Regions from separate parts of the Mus musculus genome. Here regions 1 and 2 are each linked to region 3. The links are chromatin loops, found by intact Hi-C in ENCODE. Cell type or tissue: heart. All regions are shown on one strand. Each heading gives the region's core, and the rest is flanking DNA. Links, peaks and the distances in the headings are about the cores only.

The links. Hi-C counts contacts between places; a loop is a spot of excess contacts. Peaks named below come from ENCODE experiments on the same cell type or tissue, not always from the same donor. Only the 100,000 strongest peaks of a DNase experiment are listed, where the experiment ranks them.
Region 1: a loop joins it to region 3, with 4 times the contacts of the local background. A loop is called at or near these places in 22 of 42 quality-filtered maps.
Region 2: it touches region 3 in a loop (16-fold over the local background); 16 of 42 quality-filtered maps call a loop at or near these places.

What each region holds. Positions count from the first base shown.
Region 1 is chr19:23,520,487-23,528,557 of GRCm38, reverse strand. Gm34012 (a long non-coding RNA gene) reads right to left here. Exons shown (of 3, transcript XR_386614.2): 2 at 5,948-6,046; 3 at 5,506-5,566. Among named protein-coding and RNA genes, the nearest start is that of Gm34012, 28 kb to the right of the region's middle. In heart, for the core only: a CTCF peak has its summit at 4,633 (motif pointing right); a DNase peak (open chromatin) is centred at 4,647.
Region 2 is chr19:23,130,361-23,138,431 of GRCm38, reverse strand. It overlaps 2410080I02Rik (a long non-coding RNA gene), which reads right to left and starts at 3,934. Exons shown (of 2, transcript XR_386610.3): 1 at 3,478-3,934; 2 at 1,321-3,073. In heart, for the core only: CTCF peaks have their summits at 2,335, 3,247 and 4,258; DNase peaks (open chromatin) are centred at 2,471, 2,641, 3,441, 4,181 and 2 weaker places; H3K4me3 peaks cover 2,632 bases; H3K27ac peaks cover 1,992 bases; H3K27me3 peaks cover 2,615 bases.
Region 3 is chr19:22,911,295-22,919,365 of GRCm38, reverse strand. Trpm3 (transient receptor potential cation channel, subfamily M, member 3) reads right to left here. Exons shown (of 26, transcript NM_001362491.1): 20 at 4,807-4,935; 21 at 512-763. Among named protein-coding and RNA genes, the nearest start is that of Gm52388, 11 kb to the left of the region's middle. In heart, for the core only: CTCF peaks have their summits at 2,620 and 3,430 (motif pointing left); DNase peaks (open chromatin) are centred at 2,515 and 3,325; H3K4me3 peaks cover 1,277 bases; H3K27ac peaks cover 1,448 bases.

The DNA of each region.
Region 1 (8,071 bases), core at 1,831-6,830, 610 kb before region 3:
GATACCCTCCTGAGTCTTTGTTTCCAGTAGAATCTCCCTTCCCACATGGCTTTGTAGGTTTGAGATAGTCAACCTGAAGTTAGGCTTATTCCCAAAGTCTTCTTTGTTGTGTGTGTGTGTGTGTGTGTGTGTGTGTGTATCATTGTAGTGGTTATGTGTGTATCTACTGTGTTTCCCTGATTTTTTTTCAGTATGCTTGTCATTGGTATATAGGAAGGCTCCTGCTTTTTGTTGATTTTGTAGCCCGCCATATTGCTGAAAGCATTTATCATCTCTAAGCATGTTATGGTGGGGAGCATTGAATTGCCTACACACAGAATCAAATCATCTGCAACCACTGATTCTTTGACTTCTTTTCCTACTTTTATCTTTTTATTTTCTTCCTTTATCTTGTCGCTAAGACTCCAAGTTTTCTATTAACTAGAAGTAGAGAGAGTGGATGTGCTTTATCTGGTTTTTTATTCATAAGTATAATACTTACTTCATAAGACTAGTTTAGAAGCTTTCCTCATTTATCTACCTTATGGAATAAATTAGATATTTTAAGTGCTATTTCCTTGAAGTTCTGCTAAAGTTCTGCAGTGAATCCATCTTGTCCCAGACCTCTTGAGGTGAGAGAGTCTCTGTTGATGCTTCATTATTGTTGCTGGTTGTAGAACTGTTTATTCACTCAATCCTTTCACTTTGGCTTAATTTGGGCATTTCACATGCACTTAGAAATTCATCCACTTCTTTTAAGTTTCTTAAATTAGTAGAATATATGTTTTTAAGGTATGTCCTTATTATTTTCTGAATTTTATTGCTACCTTTTGTAATGTTTCATTTCTCCTATAATTTTATTAATTTAGGTCTTCTCTTCCTTTGTTTTGGTTAATTTGTCCAAGTGTTAAACAATCTTCTTTATTATCATTGATATCTGACTTTTTTCATTATAATTAATTAGGATACAAAATCTGATTTTAATTTTCATGTATATGATGAGACTTTCTTTGTGTCCTACTATGTGATCAGTTTTAGAAAAAGTTCCATGAGCTGCAGATAAGAATGTATAATATAAAGTGTTTGAATGTAATAATATGTAGATATCTGTGAGAACTATTTAACATATCATGACATTTAACTTCAATGTTTCTATGCTTAGTTTTTGACCAGTTGACCTGTTTATTGTTAAGAGTGGTGTATTAAAGCCATCCACTATCATTGTATTGAGATTAATCTGTGTTTTCATATATTGTAATATTTATTTTATGAAGTTGGGTATGCCCATGTTTTGTGGAAATGTTTTTGAACTGTAATCTCCTCTTGGTAGATTATTATTATTTTAATCAGTATGGAGTGACCTTCCTTATCTCTTCTGACTAGTTTGGGTTTAAAGTCTAGATTGTTAAACATTAGACTACCTATACTTTCTTGTTTCTTAGTTTGTTTAAAATAACTTTTTTGATCTCTATGTTAAGGTGGTCTCTATCTTTGATAGTGATATGTATTTCTTGGTGGTAGCAAAAAAGATGGGTTCCTTTTTCTAATCCAATCTACTAGTCAGGCTTTGACTGGGGAGTTGAGATCACTAATCTTAAAAGTTCTTGTTATCCTCTCATTTTGTTTCTTGTTAATGTTTTCTTGTACCTCTTTTGTTTAACTACCTTCTATTGCTTCTTAATCCCTTGCGTTCTCCTTGGTGCATTTGTCTATCTCTTCAGTCCTATTCAATTATCATCTTTAGAGTAACTTAGGTGTCACAAACTCCTTTAGTCTGCTTTTAACCATGTAACATTTAAATTAACTATAATAGATAGTTTTGCTAGGTATAATAGCCTGTTTTGGCAGTTGTGATCTCTCAGAACTTAGAATAATCTTGCCAAGTCCTTTTGGCTATAAATGCACTTAAATGTTTTCTGGTGGACCTGCATTTGTAAGTGACTGGACACTTCTCTCATGCAGTTTATTTTTTATACCTTTCATTATTCTGTATTTTAGTGTTTCAACTATAGAATGCTATGGGGAGTGTCTTATATCATCCTGTATATTTGGTGTTCTATAGGCTTTGTAGTCTCTGGATGAGTGTCTCCTTCTTCAGGTTTGGTGAATGTTCTTCTGTGAGTTTATTTTTATGCCTTTGATGTGACTTTCCTTCTTCTGTGCCCCAAAGTAGAAGATTTGGCCTTCACACACACACACAAATACACACACACACACACACACACACACACACACACACAAACACACAAACACACACAAACACACACAAACACACACAAACACACATACACACACATACACACACACACACACACAGAGAGAGAGAGAGAGAGAGAGAGAGAGAGAGAGAGAGAGACAGAGAGAGAGAGACAGAGAGAGAGAGTTATCATTGCCCTATCCTTTATCTTGTTTTCAAACCCCAATAGTGTTTTAAATGTGCCCCATTCCATTAGTGAGGCTTCCCACTGAGGTTTATTGAGCTTCTTGCTTTCAGCACCATTTCAGTTTGCCTTCTCTTCAATAACTGTATTTCTATATTGAACTTTGTTTTTCTGTCTTAAACTGTCATCCTCACTTCATTCAGCTCTTTGTTTTTATTCTCTTGAGTACATTTATATACATTTTTTGAGTTGTCAAACACAGAATCATTCTTCTGAAGTAATTGTCTGAAAGTTCTCCCAGGTCATTCTTACTAAGGGTCTAGTATTATGGGAATAGTGATTCTTGAAAACATGTTGTTTGCTATTTCATGTTATTTTTGTTTCCACACTAGAACTAATGCATTTGGAAGCAGTTTGCTAGTTGAGGTTTTTTTTTTTTCTCTTCTTTTTGTTCACATCAGCTTCCATCTTTCCGTGAAGGTGTTTACAGTGTTCAGAGAAAATTAAATAATAGTAGTAGGATAGAGAGGTCATTTTCCTCTGTGCAACTGCTATTTTGGGCTCCAGGCTCTTTCTGTAGTTATCTTCTGAAAGTCAGCTACCGTCTGCACTAACAGTTGTTATCCAAAGGCCAAAACACCCCCTACATTGTCTCTACTTCTGCTGTTCTTTGGTGTGGCTCTTCCACACTTGAATGCCCTTTATTTTACCTCTGACCCAGTTTTCACTTCCACAGCCTGCCATATATGGTGTGGAATTCTGTGTATGAGGTGCTTTTACCTGGCTCATCTCCTTGCTCTTCCCTCCCTGAGTCCACATCTTCCAGCATGAGTTGTGAAACTCCCCTGAAACTGTATCTCCTTGCCCTGGGTATCCCCTTATATTTATTACTTCATTCAGGAGGACTCCACCCTCATGACCTAATTACTTCTCAAAGGGTTAACTCTTAATTCCATCACATTGAGGAATAGGGTTCAATGCATGAATCATGGGGCATCGACTTTCAGTCTACAATGAAATGTGTTACTTACTTTCATCTCTGGGTTTTTCGTGTGATTTAATTAATGCTAAGCAGATGCCCCTAAGAGCTTTGGAAGACAAATGTTCACATCATGGGGCTGTTTGGGAGCAAACATGGTAGGCAGATGTTTGGGCTCTCATAGCAATTGCAGCTGAGGGCTCAGTGGCTTTGTGGGTATCAAGAATCAGAATGTGGAGAACCCACTTTCACAGAGATCAGCAGAAGTGGTGAGGGACCTTCTGATGGTAGCAGAAGTTACGAAGTATGGTTCTGGAAGCTGATCCTGGAAGCTCAGCCTAGTGCTTGATTCTAAGAGTAAAGAAAAAAATTAGAAGTCACAGAGTAAAATATGACTTGCAGGGGAGATTTTTATGATGTGCTAATGGGATCTGGTGTATATATACCTTCTCTTTCAATAGTCATGTCTAAAAGTACGAGACTGTTCAGTGGTTTTATTTCTCACTGCCTGGGAATGCTTGTTTGCACAGACAACCTTATGTCAACATTGACAGCTACATGAATAGGAGTGAGGCAGACAATACAAGCCACATGACCCACTACTCATGAGGTCACATAACATACATTATCTTTTCCTCCTTTTAATATACACCATGCTTTTGATCTTGAGATTCCTCAAAATCTTGACTCCCTACCCCCCTTTTACTTCAGACTCATTGAAAGTGGATATTTGCCAATAGCAGATGAAAAGCTCATTTGAATCAGGTGGAAACATGATCCTAGAGAAACAAATACCTGGACACAAACTTTAAATGATTAGTCTGTTTATTGTAGTTTCCCCTCTCCTCTAATCAGTTTATGATTATTAATTTTTTCCCATGTAGATCTTAGAGTAAGATCAAACAGAAGGCTGAGTGGTAAATCTGCTCCAATCCACAGTCATGGTTTCCTTCTATTAACTCTTTCACTACTGTGAAATAACCTCAAGATAGCAGCCTGCAGTTGTTAGGTCAGACATACATTAAAAGTAGAAGTGCCAAAGAAGGGAACACTTAATGCTGGTATGGCCTCTGTGCAAATCAGTGTGGCAGTTCCTCAAAGAGCTGAAAATCTACCATAAGATCCAGCTATGCACCTCTTGGGAATATATCCGAAGAGCTCTCTATTATCTCACTACAGACTTATTAGCTAATCTATGTTCATTATTCCTAATAGCCTGGGCTGTTAAGAATCAACCCAGAATCTGCCTAGCTACCAACTGAATTACTACCCCCATGTCATTCTCATATCCACCACTGGGTGGCACCAGCTGCCAGGTGTAAGATTGGCTGCACAGGACAATTTTCTTGGGGCTGCTTGTGGCATTCCCTGTGCATCACTTTCTGGGATGCACAGAAAGTGATGCCCAAGGGAAAGTTCTGTCACAGGTTTGCTGAAAGCATGTACTAGGGTGGGGCTCATGTTTGACCACTTGACCTCTTCTTTCTCAGGCATTTCTGCTCTTTAGATCCCGTCCTTGTCCTTAGAGGACTCAGTTACCGACTAGCCAGTGGCTGGCTACATTTGTTCTTCCAAACAGGGAAGTGAGAAAGAAACTACTCAGCTGGTCATGAAGCCTGGAGTTCAGATGGCCAAAGCACACAGGTCACTGAAGGAGGAAAAGAAGACAGATTTGAAGTCATCAAAAATAAAAATGTGCATCAAAGAACATTACTGAGGAAGTAAAATCAACTTTCGAGCAGAAAGTGCATTTGCAAACCACATATAAAGTTTCCTGAAGAGTAAGGAATTCTTATGGTGCGATAACTAATAGACTAGAACTAATTAGAATAATCTAACTTAAATATGGGCAGAGGGTAGGACAATGCCTACAATATATACATGAAGAACTAGCAAGGAAAACAGAAGATGACCCACACCATTAGCCCTAGGGGAAATCAAACCCTAAAAAGGCCTTGCTACCGGGATGGCCATCACTTACAAAAAAGGGGGGAGTTACTTCTGAAGAGGAGACACAGACTCCTCGCCTGTACTACTGGAGTACAAAACACTTGCAGGCACTGTAGAAAAATTAGGCGGTCCTTTTTAAAGTTATGCATTTCTCAAAAAAAAAGTTACTCATAGAGTGGGGTATGGTGGCTCACACCTGTAATCCTGGCACTCTTGTGAGGCAGAGGCAGGCAGGGGTCTGTAAAATCAAGGCCAGGAATGGCATCATAATAAGATCCTGTTGAATAAAAACAAAGAAAGAAAGTTAGACTCAGAGTCACTAAACATGCCCCAGAAATCTTATACACAACACAATAATAAACACACACACAAATACACACACACACACACACACACACACACACCACTTAAGCACGCTCACCCTAGAAGGGTAAGTACAGTGTATACCTATGAGTGGAACTTCTAGATCACATGACATTCCATGCTTGGCTTTGTGAGAAACTATCATCCCATTTATGGGAATCCCCCCTTTAAGTCTGCTTCTTCTACGGCCCAAGGCACATGATGGCAGGGAACACGAAGTCAGCAGGGAGTGCTAGCTGTAGCCAAACATTGAATAAAGACATTCCTTCCACATGAGCTTTTATTGAAGACTTACTATGTGTGCCAGGTACCAAGGACACAGATCGGTTAGGTTATCCTCCACGGTAAAGCTGTGGCTTATGGCTGAAGGGGCGCATACTCTGCTGGGGAGAGACTGTAAGATACATGAACACAACCTTATATGTAAGCAGAAACTGAGTTGAAACAGGCCTGGGTTTTTATACAGATGATGGTATTAAGCCAAGTTTGCTTGAGTGGGCCGAGGATTGGGGAGATGAAGAAGCCCCCCAGTTGTGGAGATGCAGATCCTGGATGAGGGCTCAGGGCACTGCAACAGTTTGGATCATCTCTAGAGCTATTTAAGATTTTTGCAAGTTGCTTTCCTTACTGTTGTAGAAAATAAGATTGACTTAAATAAGGTAGGAAAGTTGTTGGGGAAAGATTATAAATTAAATTTCTGTCTGATTTGGAGCCATTATTGGCACCTGAAAGAGGGTGTTTCAGAGGCTTATCTTTAGAACGGTTGTATGACTGACGGGGTTTTTATGAGCAGTTGGGACGGCAGGGAAATGGAACTCTGCATACTACCAATTCTGACTAAATGTCCCCATACTGTCTAACTCCTTGGCATGACACACTTGTGACTCAGACTGAGGTTACAGCAGCAGGAGTTGTTCTTGGAGATACAACATTTTCGTTGGTTGTTTTGAGACAGGATCTTGCTATGTAGCTCAGGCAGATCTCCATCCTCATACCTTTGGTCTCTCCTTGACTGCTGAGGTAACAGACATGTACCACCATGACTGTCTGACATACAGTGAAAAAAATCTGCTCATTTTCCTTTCTACTGTATGCACAGAAGCAAGACAGGGCACGATGAAAATGCCTTCTGATGGCCAAAGCTCAGAGCTCATCCTCTGTCCTCTCCAGTCTTTTTCCTTACACACTAACCTTCTCACCTATAGCAAAAAAATCATGTCATATATATAAATATACATGTATACATATATGCATGTGTATGTACAATATATATTACATATATACATATACACATATAATATATTATATATATGTGTTTTATATATACATTCAAATGGAAATTAGAAAAATAAGTTTTAAGACAAGAGACTAAAAATCGGAAGACTTGACCTTCTAGCTGTCAACAATGCCCTAAAAACCTGAGTTCTTCTCATTCCCTTTCTACGAGATGGCACCTTCTCAAATGAGCTCTTCTTGGAGTCTCAAAATGGCTGTAAGCCCTGACCTGTGTGCTCCCTGTCCACCTCGACAGCATAGGAAAATGTCATCCCAGCATCCCCCATGGAAGTCCTGAGGTCACTCTGCTGATCTCGCTGAGGTCACGTGCTCACCTCTAATCTAGTTGAGGTGGCTAAGCGGTGAAAGCAAAGCCACAGGCCAGGTGGCACGCCTTATGCCTACGGGCAGGAGTCGTTTCTAAAAGCATGTAGCTCTCTGAAATGGCATCAGAGGTCTGCCCTTTACTGATGTATTTCCAAGAGCAGCAAATTGTTTCAGGTCCACTTGCAGGCACACCTAAGCTTATCTCTAGCTAGATAAGCTAGAAAAGTAGTCTAACTTTTCTCAGCCTAAGCATTCCTACTTAAGTCGGAGTATTATCTAGAAACAAGAACCATGTGGAAGAGTCCAGAACTGTGTGGAAGCTTGTGGCCAGAGACACACGATCACAGAGAGGTGGTCAGCGGTAAAGACTCCTTTCCCCTGTAACAGTGATGAGGTGATGTCATGACTTCAACTCTCCAGACATCTGTTGGGAGGTTCCTGTTGCTAAAAGTGGAAGGACTGATTAGAGGACAAATTGCACAGAGCCTCCGCTCATTTCTAACCAAAAGGGAAAGCCAGTTGGTGTCCCAGAAGGTATGGTGACCGTAGGAGGAAGTGACTGAATCATCTCGGAATTTGTAATGGCAGGGAAGAGGAACAAATGGGCATGTTTAGACACACCCATTGGCTTTTCTTCTTTTAATCTGAAATCAGTAAAATGAGTTTGTAGTGTGTTTCTAAAAGGGACCATCACTTACGAAGAACGCGTAGCTTACAATAAAAGGATGCTTACTTTGTAATCATGGCTTATTCTAATGACGGGGATGCAGGGAGTGTCCCTTACAACCACCCAAAGAGAGGAATAGAAAGAACAGAA
Region 2 (8,071 bases), core at 1,831-6,830, 220 kb before region 3:
CTGGTATTAGTTTCACTCATGAAGTCTCCTCAGGCCTCGGCCTGAAAGGCTACCAAAGATTAAGGGCAGGTTATTCTCTGAGAAGGAGCCTCTATCTTCCCTTAAAGACTCTGAGTTTGAATACACTAACCTCAGGGTTTTTTAAATGCAAACTTTAACTTCCCTTACATCTAGCTGCCTTCTTTCTAGTGCCCTTTAGCTTCATAGGATCCCGACTACACTCTCTCAATACTCCCAATTCAGTTATAAAGAACACCAAGAAAGCAGATCTCATCCATGTGAATTTCTCTTATGGATCTGCAAGCATAGTTGTTGTAGAAAGTCCCTTCAAAGTCGGCAATTCTGCCATTGTACCCCGTGCTCCCCTTCTCTGACCATTCATTCCTGGTAATGAACTAAGTGTGAGGGGATACCAAAACACAAAGGGAGTCTGTCCTCTATAGGATGATAGCTACATGCACATGTTACGAATCATACGTGTGTTTGATAGATAACACAGAGCACCAGAAGTGGTATTTCCCACATCATGACTTTTTTCCTTGTATTTTTAAACAATATTTTCTATCTGTATTGAAATGTACTATAATAGTTTTATGATTAAAACCAGCTAATGCTATTTAGCCAGCATGTTGTTATCTCAATTAAATGTTGGGCAAAATATCCTGTTAATATTATGGCACATAAATCTAAGAGGTCCGCTTTCCCAAGTTAGTCTTCATTCATTTCTACTCCAAATACTCCCACCCAGGGGAACAAGAGAACCCAAAGATTGTAACTGTTTCTAGTACATGTTATTTTCCTTTGCACAGTCTCCCTACCCTATGCTGTATCTTCCAAGTTCCCATGGCTATGGCTTATTAGCCTGTAGCCAGAACAGTGAGCCTTGTTTACAAGGCTTCCCAGTAGAATTAATGTGAAGGCTATAAGGCCTCTTCTGCCTTAAATGAGATCTGTGACCTCACTTCACCTCTCCCAGCCATTTTCTTATCTGCGGACTGGACTGATAGGATTAGATTTAACACAGTTGCAGTCTCTTCAGACTCCCGAGATGCAGGGGTTTATAAAAATTCCTAGAGGCCAGGGTGGGCCTGTAGAATGTCACACCTGTAGTACCTGAAGTCACAGAACTAGGGAGGAAGAGAAAAGGAGATTATGGGGTATGTGAGACTCTGTCTCACACAGAAATGGAGAAGGGGGAACACTAGAGTAAGATTTGCTCTCTCAGAACAGTGCCTCATCTGCTTGTGTCACCTTACGGTGAAGGTTCGGGAACCTTAAAGCCAGTACTTAACGAGAATGCTTTTTTTCCCCTCAAAATTATTTCAAAAAACAGAGCCTAGGCTAGCCTCCAACTCCCTGCCGCCACCTCCCAAAAGCTAAAATTAGCATGCCATTTTTTTCCTAATTCATAATTTCACCCCCACCCCCTTCTTACACGGCTCTGTAGGAAGTGGCCTAGAGGCTTAGAATCTGTTCTTTTTCCTAGGTAAACCCCGGTAAGGTGTTTCCAGGCTAACGCTGCCGATTCTTGGGCCCCTCTTCTGGAGACAGAGTTAGACTGAGCCCGAAGCAGGGCTTCCCCCATCTTGTTGGGTGGGGCTAATCACCTGGCACTTAGTTTAAAACACAGATGGCCAAGTATGGTCCCAGCTCTAGGCCCGAAGTTCAGCTTAAAGTCACATGCTGTAGATACAGGTTTCTGCCGATTCTGGCTTTTCTCGGTATTTTCCTGCTGAGAGGCGTGGACCTTGCCCAGACAAAGTTGCCAGCCTCCCGGCGGGAAGGAAAAAGAACAGATGGCCCGCTGGGGGTAGAGGATCACGTGTCAGACCTCACATTGGGATAGATCCTCACCTCGCCCTTTCCCGGCCTGAGCTCAGCAGCTTTAGGGAATCTCACCCAGAGCACATAAAGGGCCTACTGGGGAAAGCTGTGTTCGTTTTGCTGAAAGGTGGTGAGTTTAGGAAGAATAGAGACAGGAATGAAGGGGTGGGCTCTTCACTAGAGCGACGTCCCTGGATTTGAAACAATCCGATAAAGCCGGATCTGGCGAACCGATTGTAGCCAGGTTGAGTTAACACCCAGTGTCTGGAGGGGGCGGGGAGCTCCGGCGCGAAAACTTCCACGACGCCCTACTTTACTCTTGCTCCACTAAGCAGCCTACCGCAAAACCCCAGGCCTCTCCATTGCGGAGCGGAAAGGCCATCCGTTCATGCATATGCAGGAGGATAAGTTTAGCCGGCAGCCCCCTGAGCTCAGAGCAGCCCCGCGTGGCGCTCGGGGCGGGTGCTCGGCTCCGGCCGCAGAGTGGCGGGCGGTTCAGCCACTTGCGCGCCGAGCGTCTGGGCCTGGCATCGCCCTTTTAAAAAGTCTTCCGCAGGCGGCCGCCGCCGCAGCAGCCGGAGGAGGCAGGTTCATTTGAGGACAGTCCCAGTTCTCAGAAATCCCTTCCCTGCTGGAACATCAAGCTCTCTTTGCTGCAGTTGAACAAACTGCCCTAGATTGGGGGACGAGGAATCCGCCCCAAACTCGTGCAAGGAGCTCCGGGCGCCCGCGCCCACGTGAGCTAACCTTGACATTAGCCCCCCCACACCTGAGGTGGAGGTGGAGCCACGAGGGAGGGTTGCTGGCCCCTGGGGCGCTAGCCACTGGGCTCGCACGCTCCACGTGAGCGCGCCTCCCTGTTTCGTAACTCTAGCGATGTTTCTTTCTTTCTTTTTTTTTTAATCCCTGAGGTACCATGGGTGTGAGGTGTGCTGAGAAGGCAGGCCACTTTCCACCCCCACATCCTCGAAGATCAGGAAAACCTGCCCTGCGGTCCCTCTGGGAAGACTGCAGAGTAGGGTGTCGCGATGACATCAGCTTCTAAACATAGTCCATACCGCACCCCAACTCTGGGCCCTGCGTGCAAGGCGCGGGGGTGGGGGAGGAAAAGAGAGGTGGGGTGGCTGGTGTTGCTGTCCCTGGGCGGGGCGGGCTGGCCGGCCAGGCTGTGCGAGTGGAGATGACTTTGCAGGAATCGTGCTTTCCACGACTGCAGCCACATCTTTCCTACGATGACCCAGCCACCCGGCTTAAAAAGAAAAAAAAAATTAATGTCGTTCCTTGCCCTCCCCTACCCCACAAAAGCTATGCACACACTCAAGCAGTATTTCGACCCGGTGTCCCTTTCATTTATAAGCCTATGCATCCCCAGCCAGAGCACCAGGGTTCGGCCGGGTGCTGGCGCCCCCCGAGTATGGTTCTGCCTCGAGGCTAAGGCTGCGCTGGGGTCGGCGCGGCCCTCTGGGTGAGTCAGAAGGGCTGTGTTTCCTGTGGTTGTTGTGGAACAGTTTGTCCTTTTTACCCCCCTCCCACCCGTCTCCACCCCCTTGGTAAATATAGCGCTCACGTTTCATCATCTCTTTGTCCAACGAGCGCCAGACACCCCGGCCCGCGGCCCACGCCGCCTCCCTCCTCCTCCAGGCTCTCGGTTACCTCGCATAACCCCGCGCACTGGCGGCAGCAGCAGCCGCCCCTCAGCCCCGGCGCCGTTCCCCGGTGCTTCCCACTGCAGGACACTCCCGCCCTCTGTCATCCCCTCCCCCTGCTTCCAAGTCCCCTTAAGCCCCTAGTCCCACCCATTCTCCCCGATGTCCCCCTAGATGTTTGGAGATAGTCACTCCCAGCTTTTCCCAGTTCCCGGAGACACCCCACGCTCTGGCCCGTTGCTGGGTCCTCCACCCCCTCTCGTCGCAAGTCCCAAGTCTGATGCCATGTGCCCCTCCCGAGCGAGCGCAGGTGACAGGCGGCTGAGACAGTTCTGATTCAGCGACAGTTGCTTGTACTTAGGGGTGGGTGCCTGGCGAGCAATCTCCTTCCCACCTCCTGCCACCCCTACCCCAGTAGGGACGTGGGCTGCAGGGTCGGGAAGACGAGGTGAGTGGATGACAGGCAAAAAAAAAAAAAAAAAAAAAAAGTGTATGCTTGTTCTTCACTCTCCCTCCCACTCCCTGTTTCATTTCCACACATACAGCCACCCACCGGGACCGGAGGCGGCTGGTGTTCTCTGAACACCGGGAACTGGCTCTCTCCGTGGTCTCCTGTTTACTTCCCTCTTCTTCCCTCTCCCTCCCTTCGCCCATCACCCGGGACTGCCTCCCTTCTGCCTACAGCAGCTGGGAAACCTGCCGCAAAACACTGCAGTCATGGGACTTTTCCTGCGCCCATGTGCCTCCTCCAGTTTGCCCTGTTCTACCCTGCCCTGCCCTGCCCTGCCCTGTGACCGCTTGGGGCGCGTCTTCGTCCTGGAAGGGAAGGCTCTTAAAGCTCCTAATCCAGCAGTGCGTCAGCTCTCTCCTTCTCTTGTCTCCTCTACCCTTCCCCCCACCCCAAACCTTCCTGCAAAGGCTGGGCCTGGCAGCCTTTTTGGCTGGAATACTAGGCCACCCCCATGAGCGGCCACCTGTCTGGGGAGAGGTGGCGAGACAGCTGACAGGTCCTAAGAACTCTGTACCCAGGAGGCAAGACAGCTAGTTTCTTTGCCATCCCAGACTGTCCTGTTTGTGCCCTGTTTGTGCCAGCTGCCCCAAATTTTCCTAGTGCTCCCCCACCCCCCGAAATCTATTCCCAGGGACACACCTCGAGAGAGGCAAACCCTTCTCTTTTTAAGCTTGCCTCCCTGCAGGGAAGAATTCAGCTTTTCCTTACAGTTAAGCTGAATGAACAAAGGGCCCCAAGGAAGACAAGAGGTTCCAGCTCTGTTTGCCGCCTGTCTGAGGTTCACCCCATTTTAAAAACCACCTCTTCACCACCCTCTGCTCACTGCCATGGTTACCACCGCCCTGTCCTTGAGCGGCACTGGTCGTTCAAAGGCAGAAACAACAAGGGCATTTTAAGTGTCCTTTTAAATATCCAAAACACTGTTGGCATTTAGGAAACAGAGAAAGGGAAATAAAAGGTCTGGTTGTTTCTCGTTTCCTTCCCAGCCCAGGACCCTGAATAAATCCTTTACCCTGGGTGGCCTCTTAGCCCCCCAAGGAGAGGACGAAGTTTATGAGGCCTCTGGAGTGGAATTTAGCACCTGTTAGCATTAGTGTTGTTCGCTGTGAGTTGCCTCTTCCTTTCCCTCCCTCTGCAGCTTTAGACCTTGCCCCCAGGCTAAGCTAGCTCCACCCGGCGCCTTGTGAAAGTCTTCTGACTTTCGCTCACCTTCATGCTCTGAAAGTCCCACACACTTAACAGCCTTCCCTCCCAGCTGTTAACACTGTTAGTGGGGTTAGCATTCAGGTAGGCAAATTGCCCATCTGAGATTCTCAACCCTGAAACACTCCATTGTTATTTGGGTACCCTAGACCTTTGCAACACCAGAAACTACCTCCATTTCTGAACTCTTAGCCTTGCACCGTACTTCCCAGCCGTACTGGCTGGTTTTGTGTGTCAACTTGACACAGGCTGGAGTTATCACAGAGAAAGGAACCTCCCTTGAGGAAATGCCTCCATGAGATCCAGCTGTAAGGCATTTTCTCCATTAGTGATCAGAGGGGGAGGGGCCTAGCCCCTTGTGGGTGGTGCCATTCCTGGACTGGTAGTCTTGGGTTCTATAAGAGAGCAAGCTAAGAAAGCAGGGGGAAGCAAGCCAGTAAGTAACATTCCTCTATGGCCTCTGCATAGGCCCCTGCTTCTTGACCTACTTGAGTTCCAGTCCTGACTTCCTTTGGTGATGAACAGCAATGTGGAAGTGTAAGCTGAATAAACCCTTTCCTCCCCAACTGGCTTCTTGGTCATGATGTTTTGTGAAGGAATAGAAACCCTGACTAAGACACCAACTAACACTTCTTTCAGAACAATTCTTCAACTTGGTTGTGGCCTCCAATCTCCTTTTTCAATGCTCAATCTTGTTCTTACGTCCCTCCTACCTAGCTGTGACATCATAGTCTCTATGCATGCACCCCTCACCTGGTTCCTGGAACTTCCTGGCAAGACGCAGTTTCTCTCCAACCTGCCATGCTGGACTAAAATATCGAGGCCAACTGTTACCACTCTAAATTTATGGTCTCTAGTGGGCTCACAACACTGTCCCTTTGCATATCCCCAGGGACTTTCCTTTCCCACACTCTGAAATAACTAGATTGCACCTTCTGTCCTCAGACACCCTCCTGGTTCCAAACACACTCTGAGCCAAAACCCCTGCTGCTTATTTCACTGAGAAAAGAAAGGCAAATTTGACAAAACACCTCACCTTCCACCTACTGCCCTGCCTTGCTGTCTTTCTGTTCAGGTGCTGCCCACACTTCTGTCCCTTAGAGACCCATTTGCATTTCACACAGGGCACCAGGATGCCTCCCCAGGGTGCCTCCCCATTGTCTATTGCAATGGGTAGGATATTGTTTGATCCCAAGGTTTCATGTATTGAAGTTTAATCCCCATTGTGAGATGGTAGAATATGCCAAGATCGATAAATTGGTCACACATGAGAATATCATTTAATCTGGGAGTTCGAGGTTCATGTCCCTTTTCAGAGCTTTCCTTATGCTTTGTGCTTGCTGAAGGAGCCAGAGGACAATAGGTCAGTCCCTAGAAGCCACGCTTGTCTACCTACAGGTTCCCTTCTAAGACCCTGACAAACCAAGACAGGCTTCTGCCTGACTTCACTCTAAATACACCAAAGAAGGGTATTGGGCTTCCTTATAAAGCAGAAGTAAGTAGATTCTTACAGGGGCTTCAGAGCTCTTCCCTCTCCAACAGGTCACACCAGGAAAACCTTTACCCAGCAAGGATGGGAGCCATGTAGATTAAGCTCCCTCCTCATGTTTTTCTCAGCCTCTCTACTCTAGCCCAGCCCTGAGATCACATGCGATTTAGGAAGAGTTGCATACAAGAGATAGTAGAGAGTGTTGGATACTCATGTGAGGGTCTCCCAGCCCTTCCTACCTCTCTACGTGAGGAGGTAAACACCCAATACAACTGGGATAAACTTTTGGCAAGGGGGTATAGCTGAACTCCCCAAAGAGCAGTTGTTTGGCCCAGAGGACAGTTCTTGGCAGATTCTAGTACCCTTGTCCCTTGCCAGGTGAAGCTCTATGCCTTCAATACTAGCACTGCCTTCCTAGGACTTGTATCACTAGAACCATGAGCCAAAACATGCCTTTCTTTTTAAAGCAGTCTGCTTTATTTTGTTATAGTGATTGTGATGGTTTGAATAGGAATAGCATCCATAAATTAATGAGTTTGAATACTTGGCCTATATGAGTGAGTGGCACTATTAAGAGGTGTGGTCCTCTCTCACCACCACTCCCTCTCTGTCTTCCCTAGACTTGAACCCTCTAGAGAACCGGAATCAGTGCAGTCAGGGCATGGTGGTGGTGGTGGGGGGTGGGGGCATCTCTGGGATGAGATAGAAACCTAGGACAATGGAAACTCCCAGGAATCTATGAGGGTGACCCTAGATAACACTCCTAGAAATGGAGAATATGGAACCTGAAATGACTCCCTCCTATAACCTGGCAAGGCTTCCAATGGAGGCAGAAGTGGGAGGAGTTAGTACACCAACCCAGCCACAGAATTTGTCCTGCCTACAAGATGTGCAGGGATAAAGATGCAGAAATTGAGGGAATGACCAACCAATGACTGGTCAAGCTTGAGACTCATGCCATGAAAGAGAGCCCATCCCTGGTACTATTAATAGTACTCTGCTGTACTTGCAGACAGGAGTCTAGCATAGCCATCATCAGAGAGGCTTTACCCAGCAACTGATGGAAACGGATGCAAAGGACAACAGCCAAACATTAGGTGGAGCTCAGGGAATCTTACGGAAGAGGAGGAAGAAGGATTGAAGGAGCCAGAGAGGTTATGAACATCACAAGAAAACCTGAAGACTCAACTAACCTGGGCCCACAGGGGCTCACAGAGACTGAACCACCAACCAGAGAGCATGCACAGGACAGACCTATGCCCCCTACACATATGTAACAGACATGCAGCTTGGTCTTCATGTAGATCCCCTGACAGCAGGAACAGGAGCTGTCTCTGACTCAGCCATCTGCCTTCGGGTACTTTTCCCCTAACTGCCTTGTCTAGCCTCAATAGAAGA
Region 3 (8,071 bases), core at 956-5,955:
TCTCTGAGCATCTTTCACCCTGTATGCAAAGTACTTCCTTTCCTCTCCTTCTGCCCCAATCTCACAAAACGGCATTTTTGCCCAACTTTTCTTTTTCTTTGGAGATAGGCTTTCTCTGTGTAGCCCTGGCTGCCCTAGAACTAGCTCTGTAGATAAGGGGCCTTGATCTCAGAGGTCCGTGTGCCTCTGCCTCCTGAGTGCTGGGATCAAAGGCCTATGGAACCACTGCCCAGCTTTGCTCTACTCGTAAGCCTGTGCCTGACGTAATGCAGGTGATCTTTCCATATGCTTCAGTTAGTAAATCGGTGGATGGTGATTAAATTCTTTAGTCTTTATATAGCAATTATAGTCAAATTCACAAAACACTCAAAGGGAATTTAAAAACTCAAACACCCCTGGGGCCATCTCCTGCAGACCTTGGTAGCAAATCCAGATGACTCACATTTCTCTGTCTACGATTATGGATCTGCCTCTGTGAATGGGTAACACGGAACCAGTTGACCTTGCTTACCATTTTCCCAATCATCATCACATATGGGCCCAGATACTTGTTCACGCCGAAGATGTCCAGCAAACGGATATACCAATAAATGATGTTCACACAGTAGATGACCCTCCCGTCACTCCTGAAGGGCTGATCTTGAAGACGAAGGATCATTCCCACCGAGAAGAGAAGGATGGCGATGAGGTCTGTGACGTTCCAGTACTCCTGAAGCCACACCTTCACCTTCTGCAGCAGCTTGCCCGGCTCCGACATCAGGATCTACGAGGCAGCAGAGAGGGCTTAGGTCTGGCTTCTCCTATACTTTCAGCTCAGCTGGTAAGTGCTTTCTTTGTCCGTTAGTGGACATAGGAGGCTATCTGGCTACTCGAATACCTGTATGCTACAAATTTACAATTGAGCTAAGCTTAGGTCATCCAGGTGCACACAGTCTGGAAGCAGATGTAAACAACAGGTTTGATCCTTGGTATTGTCTGGCAATTCTGAGGCACTGCAGGCTTTTGCTACAACATTATGTATTCCCAACACATTGCAGAGCTACAAAATCTTTATCTCAGTAAACAGCTCTTCAGCACTGAAGGACATGGGCCACTCCTACAGGACACCTCCCATTCCTCTCTTGCATCACCTGCAAGTACAACCCCATTAATGGCTTCTCTCCACCCCCATGGTTGCCACTGAAGTCTAAGTCCCATTAGATAAGGCACATGGTGGCACCGATTTTCTAATGGCATGCCTGTCGTCACTGTGGCCACCAGCCTACCATTTATTTCCTGAGCAACAACACACAATGTGCTCTTTAAAAACCTAAACCATGACATCGTTGGTGATTAGAGTTGTATGTGTAAGCAAAGGACCATCAAACAGCACTTCAGCATGGGTTCCTTTCATTACAGGTAAATTATACTGCATTTCCTAAGCTATCTATCTAGCTAGAGAGATAAAGAGGGAGTTGGTGTGAACCAGGAGTAAATGGCTGAGTTCCTCTTCTGCGCCATCACTGCTAAGCCATCCCTTAACACGGGCCTTAGAATCCTGGGATCTAGTAGACCAGTGGTTCTCAGCCTTCCTGATGCTGTGACCCTTTAATACAGTCCTTCATGTTGTAGTGACCCTCTCAACCATAGCATCATTTTTTGTTGCCACTTCATAACTGCAATTTTGCTACTGCTATGAATCATAATACAAATATCTGCATTTTCTGAGGGTCTTAGGCAACCCCTGTGAAAGGGTCATTCTACCCTCAAGGGGGGGAACAAAACCCACAGGCTGAGAACCACTGCAGTAGAGCATCATGGGAGAGTGGAAAGGGAAGTGAATTTCAGACGACCCAAGAGGTTTCAGACCTAGCTCACTTTTTTCTGGTTGTGGCATACCAAACAATTGCTCAATCTTGTTTCCCAGACCTGTAAACGGGGGTGGGGGGGGTGGGAGGGTGGGTGGTGGGTGGATGTGATGATCATGGCTGCCGCTGCCCTCATAGACTTGTGGGAGAACTGGGTGAGATAATGTCTACTAAGGCTCGCTGTAAACAGTTCCATAGTATTAAGGGCTTACTGTGGCCCGGCTCTGGTGACTACATGCAGAAGTATGCGCTAAAGAGAATGGGAAGGCAGCACATGAAACCACAGCCTTCCTCGTGTTTGCTTGGGAGGCACGGAAGCATGCAAAATTTTCCATCCTTCCAGGATCTAGCATCTGAGTTCCCAAGGGCTTGTGTACCAACCACGAGGAGGCAGGAAGGCCAGTGCTTGTGGGAGTTGTCACCCATTCCATAGTTGAGCCCTTCCTTACAGAGTTCAAAGTAAAGACATGGGGGTAGGGGGAAAGGCGACCTCACCAGTTGCAGAGAAAAAGGTCAGGCACACACACAAAAATGGCCACAACCTCACTTCCCCACATCTTCCTCAGAGACAAGCACTCTTCAGCTGACCCGGTCCTGACCCGGCATCGGAAGCCCCACCCTGCCTGCCGTGACGCGCAGCTTCCTAAGAAATGGATAGCCAGGGCTGGAGGTTGCTGGCCGCCTGCCCACTTGGCAGCTAATCCAGAACAGTCCGCGGAGTACAGGCTGCTCCCTGTCTTCTTCCAGCCTCGTCCTGGACAGACTCCAGTCTCCACACTCCAGTCTTTCCCTCCTCTGCTTGTGATGGGGAAGGAATATGTGGCTGGGTATTGAGTCTCCAGAATACTGGCTGGCATCACAAGGCGGCAGGGCTCCTAGCGGAAGCGGGCTCAGTTCTCAGAGCTACACAAAGTCCCAGGCAAATTTATTTCTGTTTTTTCAGCTTACAAGTCCATGGTACTGTTCAAGAAACGGAAGGCCCTCTGAATGGCAGAACCCAGTGCAGAGAATTGGCCGCACCAACACAGACATCTTCCTACCTTGGTCCCCTAGTCATTTAATCCAGTCTCTAATCAGACTGAGACTTGTACACCACTCTCAAGCTTCTGGGATGGGGGAATGCTAATTAGAATGAAAATAGCACCCAAACAGCTCCAGAGAAAGGTGCTGAATGCAAAGTGTGTGTGTGTGTGTGTGTGTGTGTGTGTGTGTGTGTGTATGTAAATCTCAGTGCAGTTAAGTTTAATAGATAGCACATCTTTCTTCTTTGGAAACCATCCCAGAGATGAAATTCAGTCTGTGAAGCTGTCTGGGTGACGAAGGTGGGCTTGTAGGTTTTAACAACTGGCCCTGCCTCCCTCCGTACCCACCCACTGTAATGAAGAAACCAGGATTGTTCCGGGGCTCCCAGAACCGCAGCCTTGACAGGAACGGTTCCTACTGAAACGGCCCCGCCCACTCACTGCAGCTCCAGGGAACAAGCAGAGGAGTCGCTTCACCTTGCTGTCTTCCTTCCGGGCAGGTTTTCTCTGGTGAGGTTGGAGTTTGTGGAGCGCACTGGGCAGGATTGCTGCGCCCTCTTGTGGACTGTTTCTTGACCACAGAGCTTTTAGAAGCTTGGACTCAAAAGGGCGGCTGGGGTTAGCTATTCTTTTTCTTTTTTCTTTTTTCCTTTTTCTTTTTTCTTTCTTTCTTTTTTTGTTTCTTGTTGTTTTCCTTCTCTCTCTCTTTCTCTCTCTCCTTTTCTCTTCTTTCCTTTCCTTTTCTTTTCTTTTCTTTTCTTTTCTCTTCTCTTCTCTTCTCTTCTTTCTTTCTCTTTAAAACTTAAGTGTTTGGAGCAGTACTAAGTTTGCAGAAGGCACTTTCCATGGTAAGTGTGGATCCCTACAAAGGGTCTTAAGTGGTGGATTGATGTTGACACATTATCACTCAGAGACTACAGTTCACATCAGGGTACACTCTATGGGTTTGAACCTATGTGGAACAATTTGAATCCATCACTAGAAAGGCGTACAAAGAATTTTTGTGCCCTTAGAAGCCCTAGCCTTCACCTACCATCATTCCAAAGTCCTACCCCGGCAACCACCTATCTCACTGGTCCCATAGTGCTCCCCCACAAGTTTCCCCAGAACTTCATGTCTGGAATCATAAAGAATATATCCTGTTCAGATTTTTTTCTTTTTATGATTACACACCTACATTTTCCCATAGCCTCATGACTCATTTCTTTTTTAGCACTGAATAAAATATCCTGTCCATGTGGTTAGCTTTGACTTCAAACATGTCACACAGGGGTGGGCATTTCTTAGGCTGTCTGGTGGTAGGTGAGGAGAGAACTACTACATCCTCAACTTGAAATACCACAACTGTGTGTCCAGCCTCCATGATGCTCCCTAGGGGTGGAAGGCTGGCGGACGATCAGCATGTGCAGGATAGACATCAAGAAGGAACCAACTCAAAAACAAACTGAACAAAAGGATACATGCAGAGGAGTTGTTTCTCCCTGCTCACCGTGTGGGTTCTGGGCATTGAACTCAGGGAACTGTGCTTGATGGCGAGTTGCTGAAATACATTTGGAGAGGTGACACTGGATTGGTGGACAATGCCCAAGGAGATCCCAAGTAAGAGGCTGAGATGGGAGTTAAGAATAGCAAAATTTACAGCGTCATCCTCACAGGGATGAGAAGACAGAGGTGTAAATGATATCGAAGCCCACTGGAGAACTCTTGGAGCAAAAAGCATGTAAGCAGGAAATAGACTTAATTGCTCTAGGATACCTCTCTAGGTTTGACACAGAGGAGAGCAGCAGCCCTTAGCAACTCTCCAGAACACAGTTTGGGGCTTAATTTGGACCCCACGTTCCCCTCTTGGCTCTCCCTCGCCAGAGTCGATGAGCCAACATCTCCCTTCCGTTTTCATTTATTTATTATTTCATTTATTTATTATTTCATTTTGTTACCTCTCTCATCTTCTCTATTCCCAGAGTGAAAATGTAGGAGATGACAATCCATTCCTGAGTGGAAGGCCAGCGCTCCATCTTCACTAACACGATGTAGTTGAAGAGCATCAGGTATCCAATATACGCCAGCTGTAAGGAAATACAATACAGTAAGTAGTCTAACTGCAGAGGCCTGGGAGCGGGGCCCCGGGTGAGCCCGCTGCACTGTGGCAGCACAGAGCAAGGTCAGCAAGCAGGGAACCCATGGCAAAGGAGATGTAGAGTCTTAGATACCAAAAAATATTAGTTTTCTGTGTGCATTCCTGTGGGGCCCGAGGACAGTTCACAGAAGCTGCTCTTTCTATCCACCATGTGGGTTCTGAGGAGCGAACACAGGTCGCTGGGCTGATGGCAAGATTCCTTACCTGCTCAGCCATCTCTGCCCCACGTAGGTTTAAAATAGGCTATCATAGTTAAAATCATTTGGTTTTTGAAGTTAGTTGTGACCCTGATACGTGCCTCTGGGGCCCAACCTTGGAGCTTTCTGTCACTGTGTATGAATCTGTGTGCCTGTCACCAGCTGTTGGGATGTGTGTATGTGTTCATGTGTGTATATCTTCATGTATATGTGTTCATGTGTATGTATGTTCACGTGTTTGTGTTCATGTGTGTGTTCATGTGTATGTATGTTCATGTGTGTGTGTTCATATGTGTGTATGCTCATGTGTATGTGTTCACGTGTGTGTGTGTGTGTGTGTGTGTGTGTGTGTGTGTGTTTTTGTATGTGTTCTGGTGTTCTGACTTAGAAAAGAACCTGTCCTATCAGGGCTGTTCTTGCTTACGTATAGACTTGGCTTTCCATGCTAGGGTGACACTTACTTTCAAATGTTATTAATTTTTAAATTATTGTTGAAAAATTATTTCTAAAACATTACAAATGTATACTTAATCCTCCCCCCCATACCTGCCAGGTAGATTAATGCCCACCAGAAAGAAAGGAAGACAGCGATATACTTATAAGTTGGTCAAACTACAGTGTAAATTGACTAGACGTAATCTCCAGGCTCCACTTCTGCTCTCTCCTGAGTTTATAATGTCTTCCTGGTGTTTATGACCTGCAGTGGTCAGCTTCTTTACCTGTTTTCCACTGTATTGTCATCTTGTCCTACCATGGTTGGAATATTCCAGTTTGCTTTCTGCTTCTTTGAAATAAACCAAGAGAAAATAAAGCAGTTTATGGGAAGGCCTGGGGTGTGTGGCCTGCTGTGTACCAGAGTGGATCAAATCCTCCTGAGGCTCCAGCATCTGGAGTTTGAGTCCTGATGTGACTGGCTGAAATGCTAGTTATGAGTTATACTCCTCAGGGCCAAGGCTTGGAGTCTGTTCCTGAAAGATTCACTGATGTCAACGTGGGAAGGAAGGAATTTGTGGCGCTCTTGCATAAGAAAATTTACCCCAAGGGGAATGGCAGTTGAGCGAAACCTCCTGTAGGCCATGCTCCTAGATGAGCAAGGCCCTGACTGGCCTCAGGGGCTGTGGACGGGAACCCAGAGTGAGCTGATCCCAATCTGTATGCCTTGATGGGTCATGTGGCAAACTACAGGGCAGACTGTGGGTAGGAGGACTGCAGATTTGAGGAGCTGAAGACATTGGGTGACCTTGGGGCTGTAAAGGCAAGTTATGTGGCAGAAGCCACAGCCTAGCTAGGAGATATGAGATGTGGAACCATAGAGATGTTGTCTTATCTACCAATGGGCTCTTTCCTTCATTTTATAACTTGAGTAGACTTTTAATGTGAATCAACGGTACCCCTGACACCACCATTATATCTTGACACTCGTCTAGGTACAACTGTGGCACAGACAAAGACAAAACCTCAAACCAAAAGTGGCTTGGGTGATTCCAGTGATCATCTTATGGAGGTGCCAAGGCCGAGAGCCACTGGCCAGGGTACTTGTGAGGCAAAAGCATTGGAGCTAAAAATTGTCTGAGTTGAATCAGTGGGGACCAAGAGGATCAAGGAATTCAAATGGTGGGAATGTTGAGCACCAATGAAGAAGCCAAGGCTTGGAAAGCTAAGTAGGGCCAGTGTTCATCCAAGAGATGCTTAATTCTTTACACAATTCCTCCCATCAGTTTCTCCTATGCTTGGACCAGGAATCTGCTAACATTTGCAAAAGTCCACAGGGTGGTTGTGTAGGCCAAGAGGGTTTGTTTGTTGTTGGTTTTTGTGTGTGTGTGTGCTCATAATTAACTTTATTTTGTTTTAGCACATGTGTGGCCAGGTATAATAAACACTGAAATTTTTGAACTCCATATTTCACAAGCTATTCTATTATTTTTAAAGCTATTTCAATCTTTTTTTTTTTTAAAGGTAAAAACAAAACTAACAAACAAAGCCAAGCTGGGGCTGTAGCTTGGTGGTATAACACTTGCCTAACACGCCTCAGGCACTGGATTTGAGGCATGGCACTATAGAATAAATGAAATAAAAAAGAAAGAAAAAGAGCTTTAGTTTGTAGACCATAGGAGCAGAGTTTCTTTCTGGCTCTAGTTTTTTATTCCATTTTTGGTTGTGTCAACTGAATCAGAAGAATAGAAGGAAAAGGGCAGATGTGGGCATGCAAAGGAGGTACAGATGTTCTATTGATGAAGCTGCTGTTAGCCTCAGGGAGGTCATTTGCGAAGCATCTGGAACCTTGCTTAAACATAGTCTGCTCTATAAGTGATGCTTGTGGTGCTGAGTGGACAGATGACTCTGGCCCTGACTGCCTCTCTGAAATGTGACTTAAGCTAGAATAATAACACTAGTTACTCCCACACTGTACTCACCGGTCCAAAGACTATTGTAAGTGCTTTATGTACTTCACATTAATCTTCATAAAGTAGGTGGTATTATTATCCATATCTTATAGAAGCGAGGGACAGAATGCGTAAGTAACTTGTATGGTGTCACATACACAGCACAGAGGGACACAGGTGGACCTATTTGTAGTCACAGCTCTGCTGCACTGTAAAAATGCAAGCTGGGCTTTTGAATGTCTGTTATTCTATGATGGAGATTATTTCATAATGTCAATGAATTTGAAAATTTATTTTATTAAAATGAATATACATGTAATATGTGCGTTTTTTTTTTTTAATTCTCTCATACTGTTTAGATCATCCTTTACAGTAACGGCTTTTCATCAGTGTTAGTTTTTAATCCTACAAATGCTTGGAAACATTTTGGCTGTCCTTCTTAAAGGACAGACTGTGATACTGGCATCTGGTGGGCGCAGACCAG